Linked DNA regions of Homo sapiens: region 2 is linked to region 1. The links are chromatin loops, found by intact Hi-C in ENCODE. Cell type or tissue: HepG2. All regions are shown on one strand.

The links. Hi-C counts contacts between places; a loop is a spot of excess contacts. Peaks named below come from ENCODE experiments on the same cell type or tissue, not always from the same donor. Only the 100,000 strongest peaks of a DNase experiment are listed, where the experiment ranks them.
Region 2: it touches region 1 in a loop (7-fold over the local background); 10 of 110 quality-filtered maps call a loop at or near these places.

Annotation. Positions count from the first base shown.
Region 1 is chr11:20,033,190-20,041,189 of GRCh38, forward strand. It overlaps NAV2 (neuron navigator 2), which reads left to right. Exons shown (of 38, transcript NM_145117.5): 12 at 2,770-2,908. Among named protein-coding and RNA genes, the nearest start is that of NAV2-AS2, 12 kb to the right of the region's middle. In HepG2, no CTCF peak of the experiment used is centred here; DNase peaks (open chromatin) are centred at 2,682 and 3,202; H3K4me3 peaks cover 396 bases.
Region 2 is chr11:19,974,748-19,982,747 of GRCh38, forward strand. All of the region lies in intron 10 of NAV2 (neuron navigator 2), which reads left to right. NAV2-AS3 (NAV2 antisense RNA 3) reads right to left here and starts at 6,627. Exons shown (of 2, transcript NR_174949.1): 1 at 6,490-6,627; 2 at 3,952-4,448. RefSeq lists an enhancer at 3,734-4,933 and a silencer at 4,236-4,530. In HepG2, no CTCF peak of the experiment used is centred here; DNase peaks (open chromatin) are centred at 1,884, 4,184 and 6,724; H3K4me3 peaks cover 2,846 bases.

The DNA.
Region 1 (8,000 bases):
ATGGGCAGGATGATACCTACCTTGCAGGTATGATATGAGGACTGGAGAAACCTATAACAATATATTTAAAGTACCCAGCACAATGCCTGATCATGATAAGCACTTAGTTGTTATCGCTAAGCAGGCCCCTGCATATATTTGGACGATAGGACGGCCCTTTGTATAGAGAATAGCTAGAAAACTGTGTAAGAGTGTATAGAAGCAAATAGAAATGTGTGACACTATGTAGGAATTTAAAGTAGGAGATGATGTGGGTGGGCTGGAGTATTTGAAGAAAGCCTTAAAGGAAGAATTTGGAACAGGATGGAGGGCTGGGCACAAGAAGTAGAATTACAGGAGTGAAGTGTGCAGAGTTCCAGAGCTGCTGGACCCTTGTGGATTCATTCACAATAAGCCCCTTTTGAGCCCTCACTCTCCCTGCCTCATCCTCCCACCTTGGGACCACCCTCACATTCCCCTGCATTTCTGTGCGATGTTCCAGGTTGGGTTTTGGAAGCCAAATAGTGTTGAAGGAGAAGGTGATGAAAACAGGTTTTTAGTAAGCCTTTGTCTTCCTGCCTGATCAGCAGAGCTCAAGATGTACAGGCAGGTATCTTCCAAGCTGCTGGAATGAACTAGAACTTTGGGGTTATGTGTGTGTGTGGCAGACGTTCTGTTGGCTTTCAAAATCTCAACCACTCAGCATTTCCCAGGTTCCACGCTGCCACTTTGTAGGGCTTTCAGCAAGACTGTGGAAGACTGAGTGGTAGAATAATGAGGTTAAGTCAATGCTTTGGTATCAGACCTGCCACTCCTGGCTGAGCGGCCTTTAACCAGGCTGCCTGGCCTCCCAAGCCTGGCGTCCTCCTGAGAAAGTGGGCTGTGTCACATCTGGTGTGTGCTGAGAATTGACATAATACAAAACTGTCTGCAGTCACAGTAAAGAGGGTAGTTGGTTCTGGAATCAGAATGGCTCGATCAAGATCCACTCTGTCTCTTCCTAGCCCTCTGACCTTGTACAGGGTATCTATTTTTTTCTAAGCCTCACTTTCTCTGCCTGTACAATAGAAAAACAATAATACCCTTTTCCCCTATAGGTCAATTAGAGTAGTGTCACACTGATCTTGGAATTCTGCTTTATTGTCTACGTGACTTCTCACTTCTGTAAGTTTCGATCAGCAAGTTTTTTTTTTGTTTTTTTTTTTTTTTTTGTTTGTTTGTTTGTTTTTGAGACAGAGTCTTACTCTGTTGCCCAGGCTGGAGTGCAGTGGTGTGATCTCAGCTCACTGCAACCTCTGCCTCCCGGGTTCAAGCAATCATCCTGCCTCAGCTTCCCAAGTAGCTGGGATTATAGGCATGTGCCACCACCCCCGGCTAATTTTTGTGTACTTTTAGTAGAGATGGGGTTTCACCATGTTGGCCAGGCTGGTCTCGAACTCCTGACCTCAGGTGATCCACCCGCCTTGGCTTCCCAAAGTGCTGGGATTACAGGCATGAGCCACTGTGCCCAGCCCTCGATTAGCAAGTATTTATTGAGCACTTGCTACATATCTGCTACACCACAGCAAACAAATGAGTAAATGCAACAGGGTGACGTGACAGAGTGTGACAGGCTTGATGGCTGGTGGGGTGGTTTTCCTGAGAAGGTAACTCTTCAGCTGAGATCTGAAAGATGAGAGGAGGCAGGGGCAAGTGTTCAGAAAGAGGGACAAGCAACAGAAAGCCTCAAAGAGAGCAATCTTGGCTTAGAAGGAACAGAAGTGCATGTGATCAGAGCCACTCGCAATGGAGAGGGGTGCAAAACAGGACTGGGGTAGGAGGCAAGCTCAGAGGGTCTTGAGGGGCCATATAGAGAGTTTGGACTCTTAATTACCTGAGAAACAACTCAAGGGTATTAAGCAGTAAAGTGACAGGATATTCTGACTGCTGCGGGCGGATGGACCATTAGGGAGCAGAAGCAGACCACAGAGACCAGCTGGCCTTTTAGCAGTAATCCAGGCAGCATTGACCGCACCATGAACTGCAGGGTGGCAGTGGGGGCAGAGAACTGCACATTTGGATATGTTTTGGAAGCAAGGTGATAGGACTGGGTGCTGGATTAAACGTGGTGGTGGTATTGGCAGGTGGGGAGATGGTACAAAAGAAAAAAGAAAGAAAGAACCATTGCTAGGAGACTGGACTTAGGCAGCTTGGGACTGACCTCATTCGGTTGGAGGGTTGGGAAATGAAGAACATCTATTTTAGATGTATTTGGGGATATTATTAGAGTTAGAGCTGCTAACCAAGTTGACAGGTTTCTCCTAACTGTTGCCGCTCTCCCTCGCTCGGCGTTTCATTCCAGGAGTGAAGTCTGCAGAAGTCATACAGCAGCTCTGCCCTCTGACCCGACAGGTGCCTGCTGCGGAGTCCTTCCCTGCATGCTTTTAGCTCTAGTCCCCAGACTCACTGCCCCTACTCTGCCACTAGGCCTGGGAAGGAACAAATTGGTTTCCATAAAATTCTCAGGATGAAGTTGAGAATGGGGTAGGACATGGGTAGTGTCTGTAGCCACCCCTGCTATGGAAGCACTTAGTTTGGGGAAGGTATCTGTCAGCCTCTTCACCCAGCTTCCAATCCCAGACAGCAATGATTGATGTGGAGATGAGTCACATCTGAGTCAAGAGAGCTTTGTCCGGGGCTTCATGGCACAGATTGGATCTTTTCGGGGATGGTGTTTGTCTGTCTGTGTCATCAGCCTGAGCTGGAACAGCCTGAGGTTTTGGTGCTCAGGATGTGTGTTTGTCTTGGCAGCTGGGACGACAGCAGCTCCGTCAGCAGCGGCATCAGCGACACCATAGACAACCTCAGCACTGATGACATCAACACCAGCTCCTCCATCAGCTCTTATGCCAACACACCTGCCTCCTCTCGAAAAAACCTGGATGTGCAGGTGAGGAACACAGGCCCTCCCAGGCTCCTCCAGCAGCCTCTGGCAGCAGGGAACCTTGGGCTTGTGGGGTAAGAGGGCCATTTGGGGCAACCAGAATCTCCAGGTTGATGAGATGAGGCCCAGCCTCCTGCCGCCTCTGCTCTCACCTCCTGACCCTGACCTGTGTCCACAAGGGAGGGGTCAGGCAGCGGATGGTGGACACGGGAGTAGGGAGGCTTCACCACCCTCACTGTGTGGACTTGATGAAATCACTCTTCCTCCCTGGACCTCGGTTTCATAATTTGTTTAAAAACAAACAACAGAAAAGGATGTGGGACTTTAGCAATTTTCAGCCCAGAGTGTGTGTCTCTTATTTGCCGCAGCAAGCCACTGCTATCCAGGGGCACGTGTCTAATCCCTGTAGGAGGATGGGGTGGAAATAAAGATTGAGAACCCTGGACCGGAAGGCCGGGATGTCCTGACCTGTGGTTGAGAACTCTGTCTCTGGGTTACATTCCCCTGCTGACGTGTTTTATTTGGCCCACAGTGTTACCCTTCTTTTAAACTAGATTCCCTGTCAAATTTTTAGAATTATATTATTTCACATGAAAATGTCTTCCTGGTTGCTCTTGAGAAAAACAAAGATATTGCTTCCTTGAGCCTACATTCTCCATGTGGTGACAATCAACAGATGTCCCAGTATCCAACCCCTTAGACCTGCCACTCCTGCTCCAGTGTGCACAGCTGCTACCCTGCTGGCCAGCTGTACTCCTTAAATTACCTGCCTGACCCCAAGGCACTGGAGTTTTCCATTCCTACTTTAAGGCTTCAGATTTCATGTTTCAAATGTGGTGTAGTTTCATGTGGACACGTTCACTGACCCTCAGACCATTCCTTCATGATTGGCAAGGGATGGTTCTGAAAGGCCCATTTTACTAGTGGAAACGTAAAGTGCTGTCCTCACAGCTTGTCCCCAGTTTGGGACTGACCAGCACCAGAACTGGCCAGCTGTGGTGGCATTGGCGTCGTAGGCTGGAATCTTTTTCATGATTGATCCCTCCCATTTGCAGGCGCCACCCCTCCCCACCCCCCATCTTTGGCGAACCCTTGGAGAAATCTGTTTGGGACAAAGTCTCTCAGAGCAACCTTGCGGGGAGGCAGAACTAGCACTGCCCCGTCTTTCACTCCCTTCCATAACCTCTTCCTTTCTCAGCAGTGCTTTACTTCATACAGATAGGAGCTGATTTGGAAATCTATTTTCTTTTAAAGGTATCTCTTCTTTGACAATAGGGCTAAAAAAAAAAAAAAGGATGTATCAGAGTGTGGGAGTAATTCTGTCCCACAGAAATGGAAACGTTTAATGCCTGATGAAATACATTAGGTGTTGCCCCTGGGATTCCCAGTTACTTCTTGTATTCTTCATTTGAGCCAGACTTTCTGATTATTGTTCAGAAACCCAACCTAGTGACAGTGGGTGGTGGTAGTTGTTTTAAGAAACAAAAACTACCCATATGACTAGAAAGGGGGCCATGGGTAATGCTCTGTATGTTAATCTGAGCAGTGGCTATGTAAGTATGTTAATTTTCTAAAATGTATTCAAGCTATGTACTTAAGATTTGTGTACTTTACTGTACAAAAACCAAACAAACAAAACCTAAGCCACACTTCACAAGCCGATCACTGTTTCATCAGTGATTAGACGCAAGTCAGAAGTGCCCAGCCAGGCTATGCTCCTGCCACCAATTTTCCTTTCCTTGTGAACACTAATTTTTTTTTCCTGAGGCTCATTGTATATTCAAGATAAGAACAACCAGACTGTCCTTAGATACTAAGGAAGGAACCAAGGAATTGCTCACCCTGCATCTACATATTCAGGAGGCAGGCTATTAGAGGTACTGCAGAGAGAGAGAGAGAGAGATCCATGAGGTTTCCATTTTTGACTTACAAGGTAGGAGAAGCTTGCTCCTGAGATGCAGGTGGAGCCAGTAAAACACTGTACTGGAAGAATGTCCTTGCCTTTGTTCCCTTCTTGCAAAGCTGGAATTGAAATCTCTGGTTCCACATTGATAAACAACTCGGATTTGTACATGATTTTCTAGCTGATACAGTCGCCCCAGCTCTTTAGACCAGCTCTTTGCTTTCATCTTGTAAATGTCACATCAGAAAAGGCTGCAGGATTCTGCACAAACATGCCTTTTGATCAAGATCAGAAGTTATTTTAAGGGATGTAAATGGTTTACTACTCATTGGGTAGGTTTTTTTTCCTATAAAACTACCTGAGTTTAAAATGTTGAAATGAAAACTAAAAAAAAAGTAGGTCTTAAAGTAAACTAAATGCAGATTACACCAATAGTTACTAAGATTTCTAACGCAATGGTTTCTTTAAATGGATTTTTAGTGACATTCCTTTTGTTCCTGTCCAGGGAGCATCTCAAAATATTTGAATCAGCATAATTCACAGGCTCCCATCCTCCTCCCTCATATCACGCTGAGGAATGCTAAGGGCCATTACTCCTGTCTGAGCGGCATCAGGCAATGGGAAGATGTGCGTTGTACCCTTCCCAAGAGCTGCGCCTTCTATGCTGTGGCTCATTTGGGTTCCTGTCACATACTGGTTTACCCTGGAACAGGTGGGCAGCACACAGTCTGCCAGGCAAGGCGTGGGGAGGCAGGGAGAAGTGGCTCAGCATGTCCATCAGGAAAGCAAATTGAGGACAGGTTGCCTGCCTAGGTTTTTGCTGTTTGAAAAGCCTCTGAGAAATAACTAAAGCATCTCAGGAACAGGGAAGTTATTGTCTGGAAAACCTAAGAAACAGCCTCGTATAGCTGATTGAAAGAAGAGGAGACGGATCATTGGGAATGGAGATTCCTTTTGTCTGTGAGGGACTCCGCTATCACTGGGGACATTGAGGAGCAACGGAGAATGCCCCCCACAGAGCACAGGTGCCCAGCTGTCCAGCATCAGCTCCTGTGCCCACTGTTTCCTCAGGGCCAGGCAGAGAATCCCCTGCTTGAGGCCCAAGAGCCTCTTGAGCAACTCCTCCAGGAGAGCTGGTGAGTCCGGTTGGCCAAGCAAATTGAGGTGTCAGGGAGTAGGTGTGGACCTGGAAGCCACATGATCTTGAGTTGTGCTCCTCACTCTATGACATCCTTGGATGAACTAAGCACTCTCTCCGAGCCCCTGCCTCCTCATCCATAACATGGCACTAATTAGATGCACCTTCAAGGGTGAGTGTGAAAGTAACAGGGAAATGCTTTATCAGCACATGCTTCCCTAGGTGCCTGAGACTGGATGGTTCCTCAGAAGTTACTTTCTTTCCTTCTTCCTTCCCTCCATTTCTCTTATCTCTCCCTCCCTTCCTCCCTCCTCTCCTTCCCTTCGTCCCTTCCCAGCCCCTGCCACCTGGGTTAACTGTTCCTCTGCCTCCAGCCTCCATTCATGGCAGTTAACTAAAGGTTGACTACGTTCTTAATATATTTTGTTTGTAGTCTCAAAGCAACTCATCTTACTTTGCAGTATTTTATTTTGAGGACAGATGTTGGTGGCAAAGGGCTTTAACAAACACACGCAACTCCCTCACATATTCATCTGTACATTCAGTATTTTCTCTCAGTTCTGTGGAAGGCACCATCCCAGGTGCTGAGGAGCAAAGATGCACACATCAAGATTTCCTCTCATTTTCAATGCCTGTGAAATGTTTAATAACATATGCGGAGGAAAAAGATAATTCCATGTCAGTTTATTTTTTGCTACTCAGGGAAATAAAATTCTGAATTATGTGGCAAGGATTCCTGTCTTGTGTGGCCTTGAGTGACCCTAGAGCTCTCTAGATGTTGGCATGGATGTAGGGATGGGGTTTGGCTGGGGGTGAGGAGGGGTGCCCCCTTCTGCTCACCCGCTGGGTAAGTTACTTTTCCTCTTCAGCCCTGTATTTTCCTGATGTGTAAAATGTGGATAATAACACAGCCTGAGAGGATAAGATGAGTTCAGGATGTATGTGGAGGGACACAGTGCCTGGCAGGATGACTGGCAGGCGATGATGTTGATGCAGATAATTATCTCCATGGTCACTGGGGCTTAAACTTGAGCCAGCTCAGCATCTAGATCCGCAAGGGATATGGCACAGGGAGGGAATATCCCTGCCTTCCAAAGGCCTGTGGCCCAGTGGCAGAAGAGACAAGTACCTGTTCTCCCATAATGCAAGACAAAGGCAGGATAAATGCTAAAGATGGACAACAGAGTGCTGGGGATTTTCAGAGGCAGGAAAGTTGGTAATGAATAGAACCACTGTTTATTGAGTCCCCCCACACTGAGTTCACTGAGTTCACCATCAATGCTGTAAGAGACCTATTTATCATCCATGTTTTATACATGAGTTAATAAGTTCAGATAAGTAGGGCAATGTCTTCCAAGGTCATGCACAGCAAATGAGTGGCAGCACCGAACACTTGAACCCAGATCTGTCAGACCCAAAGCCCACACTCTTCCCCCACATCATGCTCCTCAGGCCTCACCTCTTGCTCTCAGAAGACTGGCCTCCCTTCTGAAGTCCCTTGTGCGTGGCTTCTTTCCTCACCTTCCCATGTGGATATCGAATGACTACATAGACTTCCAAGAACAGGCAGAAGAAAACCCTTCAGAAAGGAGGTACCATTGAGATGGAAACAACTGGCCGAGGCATGGAGGGGAAGGCAGGATAGAACTCTTCGTACGTCCCCATGTGGATGTCCTGTTGGCTGGTTCCGCTGTTGCGAGCTCCAGGAACAGAGAGGCTGGGACTTTCTCGTTTTTTAATCCCAAGGGGTGCCACCTTATAGTCCGGCATGTAGCTCATGAAGGATTCAGAGTAGAGCTGGGAAGGTGACCACCCTGGACCAAGCTAGGGAGATGTGATGGCTGGATGATTGTTCTTTCCAGAGAGAGAAAGTCAAGCCACATTCCCAGGCCAGGGGCATGTGCGCTGTCTCTGCCACTGATGGAAATGGAGTTGTATGGGTCCCACCTAGAGGCTAAGCTAGAGCTGCTCTAGAACTGGGGTTGGGGAGCCTGCCAGTATGGAAGGAGAATCTGCTGGGTATAGCTATTAGGTGCTACTGAGTATGCACAAATGTA
Region 2 (8,000 bases), 58 kb before region 1:
CAAGACCCTGTTTCTAAGAAAAAAGTGTACATAATAATAGAGCAAAGTGTTGGGGGGAAGAGGGGATATAAAGGAACTCTGTAATTTCTGTACAGTGTTAGAGAAATAATCTCTTAAAAAGTAAAGTCTGTTTTTTAAAAATATGCAAGATTTGGGCCTCACTAAATACATCTTGCGTGTATGAAGCTGAGGCCTTGGAATAAGCATTTTGGTCAGGCTCTCCAGAGGATCTGCCTGTATTCTGAGGTTTGAGAATTCCTGGATATCAGTCCATCTCCTTTCACCATCTGTTTCATTCTAAGAAAGAGCTTAAAGGGGCTTTGTCTAGAGAACTGTCTCTTGTGTGTTAGGATGTGTTTCATCTTTCAGAAGGTGGACAAAAAGCTTCCTGCTAATGCTAGAAATATTTGCTGCAATTCCACACTGACAGTTGAACCACAGTAAAGACAATTCAGGCAAGACCAGTTTCAGACACAGGAACTGTCAATTTTCGAACGTGTGCAGCCTTTCTTCAGAAGTGTGCCCTGCCTGCGTCCATTTCAAACAAGCGTAGCCATGGATTATAATTAAAATTTTACATATCTCTATTGGTTTAAGGGTGATAAGTACACTATTGTTATAATCCTTGGCTCTTTGTGCATCGGAGTATGTATTTTATTAGGGCTATTATAGGCCTTTCAAATTAAAATGCTCCTGGACTTTATATACGTATAGATCTTTTTCAACCAAAATGCTCTGGAAATTAGTATTAGATGGAATTTTATTAAACTTGTGGAAAGTCACATTGCATTTTGCAAAAGACACACAAACCTTGGTAGCCTGTTTCACCACCACACAGAAATTCTCCACGTGATCAATCTCTCTGCTAGGAGTTTGGTGAAAGCAAGACCCAAGCAGTGGTGAGATTGAGCCTGTGTGCTAAAACTCAGGGTAACGTGAATTGTAGCAATGCCATGAGCCACTGCGGAATTGGTTTATAGCAAACAGACAAGTCTTGCAATGTAGAAATCATTGTAGAGTGTGTTGAAGCATCTGCTCAGCCAGGATCTACTTCTGCCCTGTTTTAGCAAAGTCACTGCTAAGGTGGGGCCTCGAGGTCTGTGAGCCAACTCATGCTGGATGTGAATTTTGCACATATGTGAGATGAGGTCCCTAGCTTTCACTCGTTTCTCCAAAGAGGTTAATAAGAAAGTTTAGGAATTTCTGATTTCGATAATGGTCTGTAAACTGGATTTGGTTGTAGTTGTTTTTAAAATATATATGTGCCATGCTATTGAAATATTGCATATACTCTATAGCGTGCAAAAACATAGGAATCAGAAAGATCTTGATGAGAAATAAATATACGTAGAAGCACTTGCGTTTTCACTCCTGGATCATCTGTGCTCCCCTCTACAGAGACCACTGCCCGGGTCCAGTGCTTCTTTTTCTTTAGTGTGCACACAAATCACCTGGGGGGTTTATGGAAATGTTGAGTCTGATTTAGAAGGTCTCGGATATTGCTTTTTAAGACAGCTTCCAGGTGATGTTGAAACTACTGCTCCATGGCCCGTATTTCAAGCAGCAGGTAGATGGAGAGGCGTGTGTTGAGTTGAGCTGCAGACAGCGACTCCCACGCTATCTCTTCTGTCTCTCTCTCTTTCAAGCAGTCCTCAGCACTGGCTTTAGGAAGTAGAAATGGCAAAAGTCTGTGACACCAGTTTTCCCTGGCGAGGCTGGCAGGGGGCCCCTGGGACCTTTTGACTCCTCTTTAACTCAGGCCCACCTTTTCCTGCTGCTGCCTCTGTCCCCATGGCCTGCTAGATCTGAGCCCTTGTTTGATTAGCTTAGCAACATCTTTGCAGTACTCCCCAGTGAGGTGTGCTCTGTTGACTGGGACTAGCCAGAGTCAGCTCCAGAACTCCTGAGTGAGTTCACTTCTGCAGCAGCCTTGACTTCCTGCTGTACCTTGACCAGAGGATTTATCTGGGTTTTCCTGGTTATCTGGCTCACTTTGCAGCAGAGAAGCAGGGGCTGGTGCCCCTTCAACTGTGTGTTCTCCTGGGGGATGGCTCGTGGCCATTGAAGAAACTTTGCAGCAGTGCAGTCTATATGCCATGGTCACGTCATCCTATGCTCTGAACCAAGGTGGTGTGTGTTGTGGCCACAGGAGACTGTTCCAGGCTTGAGTGACATAAGGGAAGATTTTACTCACGATGTACATTGAACTCCCAAATCCTCCTAAAAAGAACAAGTCGCTATCAACTTGGTGACATCCTGAAGAGCTGACAGTCCTGGAGGACAGTAGGAAATCGCATAAAGGGTGCCCCAATTTTGCATCAAGCAGAAAGGTAGGAAACTGGTTGGATTCTCTAAGTCACATTTCCCACTGGCCTCTGTCAGCGGTTGTTGGAAGCATTCCCCCAAAGGCATGAAGGCCAAAGATGTGTGGGTCTGTCCGAAGAATTGCCCACTAAGTCATAAAAATGAAAGATTACATTTCTTACCCCTCTTCCACCTCACATCCTCTTGTTTCTTAACTGTGTGGATTGTGCAGTCTGTCTTATTTATGGTTAAAGTCCTGTTACCACAGGGAACCCCAACTGAGAAAGGCATTGTCACCTTGGGCTTTCTCTCCAAAGGTTGTTGTTGGTTTTGTTTCATCTTGTGTCAGTTTGGGGTGACCCATAATCAGGAAGAGGCAATACTGTGTTCTTCGCTTGAATTTCACCTTTATTTGATTCTAAAATATGTAAGAATATGCTGTGAGTAGGATATTAGAGTCACTGCAACATGTCTCTGAACTTGTCGTGGGGGACAAAGGTTTTGATAAATATGCCACGTTTGCCTGAACATTTATGCCTAAAAACTCATTGAGGACAAAGTGGTTTCCATGTGTTTCCTTAGCAAAATTTTAAGTATTCACTAAATTTTAGTGCTGCAGTTTTATAATTCGCACTGAGAAATTAAGCCCTTTTTTTTTCCAGTCATATTTTTGCATTTCAGAGCATTCTCTTCTTCCTTGAGCCAATGTGGCCACTGCTTTTCTTTTCAGAGAGGTCAACTTTTTTCTTTTTTTTTTTTTTTTTTTTTTTGAGACAGGGTTTCACTCCGGTTGCCCAGGCTGGAGTGCAATGGCACAGTCTCGGCTCACTGCAACCTCTGCCTCCCGGGTTCAAGCAATTCTCCTGCTTCAGTCTCCCGAGTAGCTGGGATTACAGGCGCCTGCCACCACGCCCAGCTCATTTTGTTTTTTTTTGTTTTTTTTGGTTTTTTTTAGTAGAAACGGGGTTTCACTATGTTAGCCAGGCAGGTCTCAAGCTCCTGACCTCTGGTGATCCACCCACCTCAGCCTCCCAAAGTGCTGGGACTACAGGCGTGAGCCACCACACCCAGCAAGGTCAGTTTTTTTTTCAAAAGGATGCAGGCAGCTTTGTTAGACTCGCTGGCCGGTGCATCCTCCTACGACCCGGAGTGAAGTTGATTCATCTGTCTTCTCAGAGGCCCTAAACTAAAGGGATTCTTTTCCAGGTCTGTCCAGAAACTCGATTTGCATCCTAATAAACTCAGAGAATGAATGTCACACTGTATTATAACTGAGTAGAGGGGCCTGTGAAAGCATATGATGTTTGGGGATCTGGATGTTGATGACATTGCTCAACAACAAGGGCTTTTCGTCAGCCCCCATTAGTTTTTTCAATCTAATGCAACAAAGTATGTGTTGATATATACGTCCAGATATTTATATTGTTATTGGCAAGGAATATTACACACACATTTGTAATTATTCCATGTTTCTGTGTCCACGTTTCAACCAAAAGTGTGTCCAAAAAATAGAGACAGGCTGACGTGTCTTCGAAGAAAAGTAATTATGTAGGATTGATTTGTTTTCTGTTTGTTCTTTCATTTCTTGCATCTGAGAGGTTTTTTTTTTTTTTTTTTTTTTATGTCATGCTCTATTAGAAATGCACTCGACTAGAGCAAGTCGGTACGTATTTCTTTCCTTCTCTGTCCCCTCTCTCCTCACACAGTTCTTGACAGAGGTGATTTCTGGTGAGATTAGTGGCAGTCAGTTTGTATTACTTATGCAGGCCATGTTGAACTGTGAACTTTGGAAATGAGAAGCCACCTTTCGCCGCTTCTGAAGGTGACTCACAAAGCCAGTTTCACTTGGTTCCACATTGTTGCATCATTACATTTAAAGAAAGGGAAGAAATCTGTTTACTAAATGTTAGACTTGAAGTCTGGAGTATTTGTTCTAGCAGGTCCTGTTAGATTCCACAGCTTTTTCATAGCTAGTGTCAGTTACCAACCTATTCTGTAGAGAAAGTTCCTTTTGTAAAAGGCATGTTGCCTTCACAGGTCTGTCTTGACTGGAGGGATGGTGAGGACTACCCTTCAAGTCTGGCCAGCTCCCAGAGGTCTGGGATGACTCAGACAGGACTAGGAAATGGTGTGTTCTGAAAAATCTGTAGAAGAAAGTACTGATGAGAAAATGCCCACCAAAAATTGAATACAGAATGTTGGAAGAATCGAAAAGTCGACGTTCTCTTTGAAACAGAAGCCAGAGCCTGTTACTCATTAGTACCTTCATGTATCCCCCATCTTACAGGCAGAGGCCTGGCATCCAAGATGTTCAAAACCATCCCCCAGGTCCCATGCAGCCCAGTTCCTAGCTGTGATCCCAGTGTTCTAACAATAGTGAACTACTTACCCTTCTCTGAACATACCTTCCCCTCTGCCATTTCTCTCTGCTTTTGCATAGGTTATCCATGTGTCTAGATGGATCCTCTTTTGGCTGGCAAACTCCTCCGCACCCTTTAGGGCCAACTTAAACAGCACTCCTCTGCGACGCTTTCTCCCGTGTGTTCTCAAAGCCAGTCATGCATTCATCTGTTATACCACTTTTATGTAGCAGTAGAGCTATTTGCATGTCTTAGTCCCTAGTAGGTTTTGAGCTTCACCAGAGCAGGAACTAGGTCTTGCCACTCCTGTAAGCAGCTAATGATTAGGAAGTGCTCCCTATATGCCAGGCACTGGGCTTTCTAAACATATGCACTGTCTCATTTAACCTGCCACAATCCTATGAGGGAACTTAAACTAGAAGAAATTGCGCTGAAATGCGACAGTTGGGATTTGAACTCACCTGCCTGCGCTGGGATCTTAACCACAGCTCTGTTTTCCTCATCTGAACAATAGAGATGACAATAACACTTGATAAGATTATTTTGAAGGTTGAATGCCATGATTTATGTGAAGCACTTAACACAGTACCCAGTGAGCATTTAGTACCATTAGTGCTTACTAACAATGATGTATACTAGGTCCTTCAGCCAGCAAGGGGCAGAGAAGGCATTTGAACAACTTGGGTCTAACAACAGTCATGTTCCTTAACCCTGATGCTCATGGGCCACCCCAGGGAAGCAAGAAAAACACCCCACAGACACCTTGTCCCTTTAGCAGAGGCTCTGACTCTTTCCATCCAGGGGTCTCTGGGGAAGCTTAAGAAGGTGGATGCGGAGAGCCGCCTCCACCCACCTATCATGGCAGAACTCGGGAGGGTAATGGGGAGATGGTTCAGTAGCTTAGCAACTGAGGCAAGAGTCCACTCAGAAGACATTAGGATGTTACCAGCACCTCATTAGGCTCCAGCACTAATTATTTATCTCTCCAAGGAGAAGGAAAGTGTGGCATGGGTGTTCTGAGATTGAGTTCTTGGATCAGCTGGTTCCTTTGCTTGTGACCTCAGACAAGTCATTTCTTCTTCACCCAGTGTGAGCCTCTTATAAAAGCTCCTCAAGTGGAGGATGAGGCCATCAGTCCTCTGGCTCCCTGAACCTTCAGAAACACAAGCTTTTTTAACACTTCTGGGCAAAAGCCAGTGTTTCAGATAAACACACCCGTGGCTGCTTCATCTGTAAATTATGCTTTCTTAAGGCCTTCACTTTGTTAAGGCAGTCTATATTGATGTATACAATAGCCAATTCCTATACAAATTTTGGTCCAGCAAACCCAAATTTGTATATTTTTCATTGACTGTATAATACAGGAGTTATTTAAAAATATATACAGAGCTGTTTGTAAATCATTGTAATTGGTGGATAATAATTTAGAAACATTTTAAATTAATTTCTTGAGTGTGAGGCTGGCTCTAACCACAGCTCTGTCTCTGGTGCTGTGCCGTCTCCCAAGGAGAGACATACAACAGAATTTATTTCAAAGAATATTGTTGTTTAAAAAACAGTTGAACATGTGTTTACATATCTCTAAAAGAAGAGGTAAGTTCCCCATTTTCCTTATCACTCTGCCTGCCCTCCCTCTACATGCGCACGATAAGTGAAATAGACTTGCAGTCTTGAAACTAGATCATTGTCAGACTAGTTGCATTCACCTCCCTGACTTTCATTTCTTCCTACAGTTTGAGAAGGCAGAAGATCCTGATTTAGCTTTGCCTTTCCCCTCCCCTCTGCCAAAACAAAGTCAGAATTCCCAACAGCAAGCCCAGCTCACATGTTCAGTTCCATTTCAGTCCCATTTCTCAGAGGCTTTCCCGCTTTTCTGGGGTTGTCGTTTTCTGATACATCCACGTTGCACCCGGGTGTAGCTGGGCTGGGGCTGCAACGTTTCTCAGCATTCTGTGTCTGGAATGCTCACCAGGCCCCACAGTCTGGCCTTAGCAGGAAGCCAGGGTTCTGTACATGTGGGCCTTGTCTACATGCCTGTGTGTGTGTAATTACCCAACCGTGTGTGTTGTTTCACCAGCAATAAAAATCCAGCAGGGAAATGAATGCTAAAATTAGTTTGTTTGTCCTTTGACAAGATCTCCCCAGTTGAAAGAATTTTGTTTATCTAACTGGCTGGGCAGACTTGGCTAAGATCAAAATTAACTGCCTTGCTTAATGGTGTAATAGATGGTATTTTGAAGAGCTTCCACTGAGTTCTCCTTGAAAGGACGTGGGGTCTAGAAAGTCCAGCCTCTGGCAAAGTTATGGCATTTTGGTGTAGGTGTTTTTTCCTCCTTGTGCTACCTGTAGGATGGATGCCCATAACCCATTACTCTACCCTGAGTCACTCTATCTGTTGGAGGGTGGCTGGATGGATGGATGATGGGTAGATTGGCAGATCGACAGTTTAATTTGCTTGTCATATGTCTTAAATGTAAGTTTGTTAAAGCTTAAGAGGAAAGAAAACCTGTAATCAGTGTTCTTGCAAAAAAAATTTGCACAGCCCTATGGCTGTGTCTTTGGGCTTCATTCATTCATGTGTTCATTCATTCAACAAAAACAGCATTTAATAAGCACCTAGTATGTACTAAGCTCATGGGATATAGATTTGAACAAAATAAGAATCTCTGCCTGCAAAGAGCTTACTATTTAGTGTGAGAGACATGCATTGAAGGGCAATTAAACAAATAATTATTTAACTATAGCTGTAATCATTTTTTATATTTTTATTGAGATTTAATTCATATATCATGAAATTCACCATTTTATTTATTTATTTTTGGGGTTTTCTTTTTTGTTTTGTTTTTGTTTTTGTTTTGTTTTGTTTTGTTTTTTGAGACGGAATCTCACTCTGTCGCCCAGGCTGGAGAGCAGTGGCACGATCTCGGCTCACTGCAACCTCCACCTCCCGGGTTCAAGTGATTCTCCTGCCTCAGCCTCCCAAGTAGCTGGGACTACAACAGGTGCATGCCACGTGCCCGGCTAAAAATTCACCATTTTAAAGCATACAATTTGATGGTTTTTAATGTATTCACAGAGTGGTTTTTAAAATGATAAAGTTGAGTGAAAACTTCAGTCTCTTCTGTTGCATTTTCAGCACAAGCACAAACACTTAGTCTGATTTACTCCAACAGATTTCTCATTATGTTGATATTGTGACCTTGGGGATCATTAATGTCATAAAGGGAGGAGCAGGGAACATTGGAGGTGTTGAATTTAGCCACAGTAGCTTAGAAGCTTCCTGGGTTCCTCTTACCCATTCTGGAAGGTGCTTTTCACATGAGATAACTCCAGTGA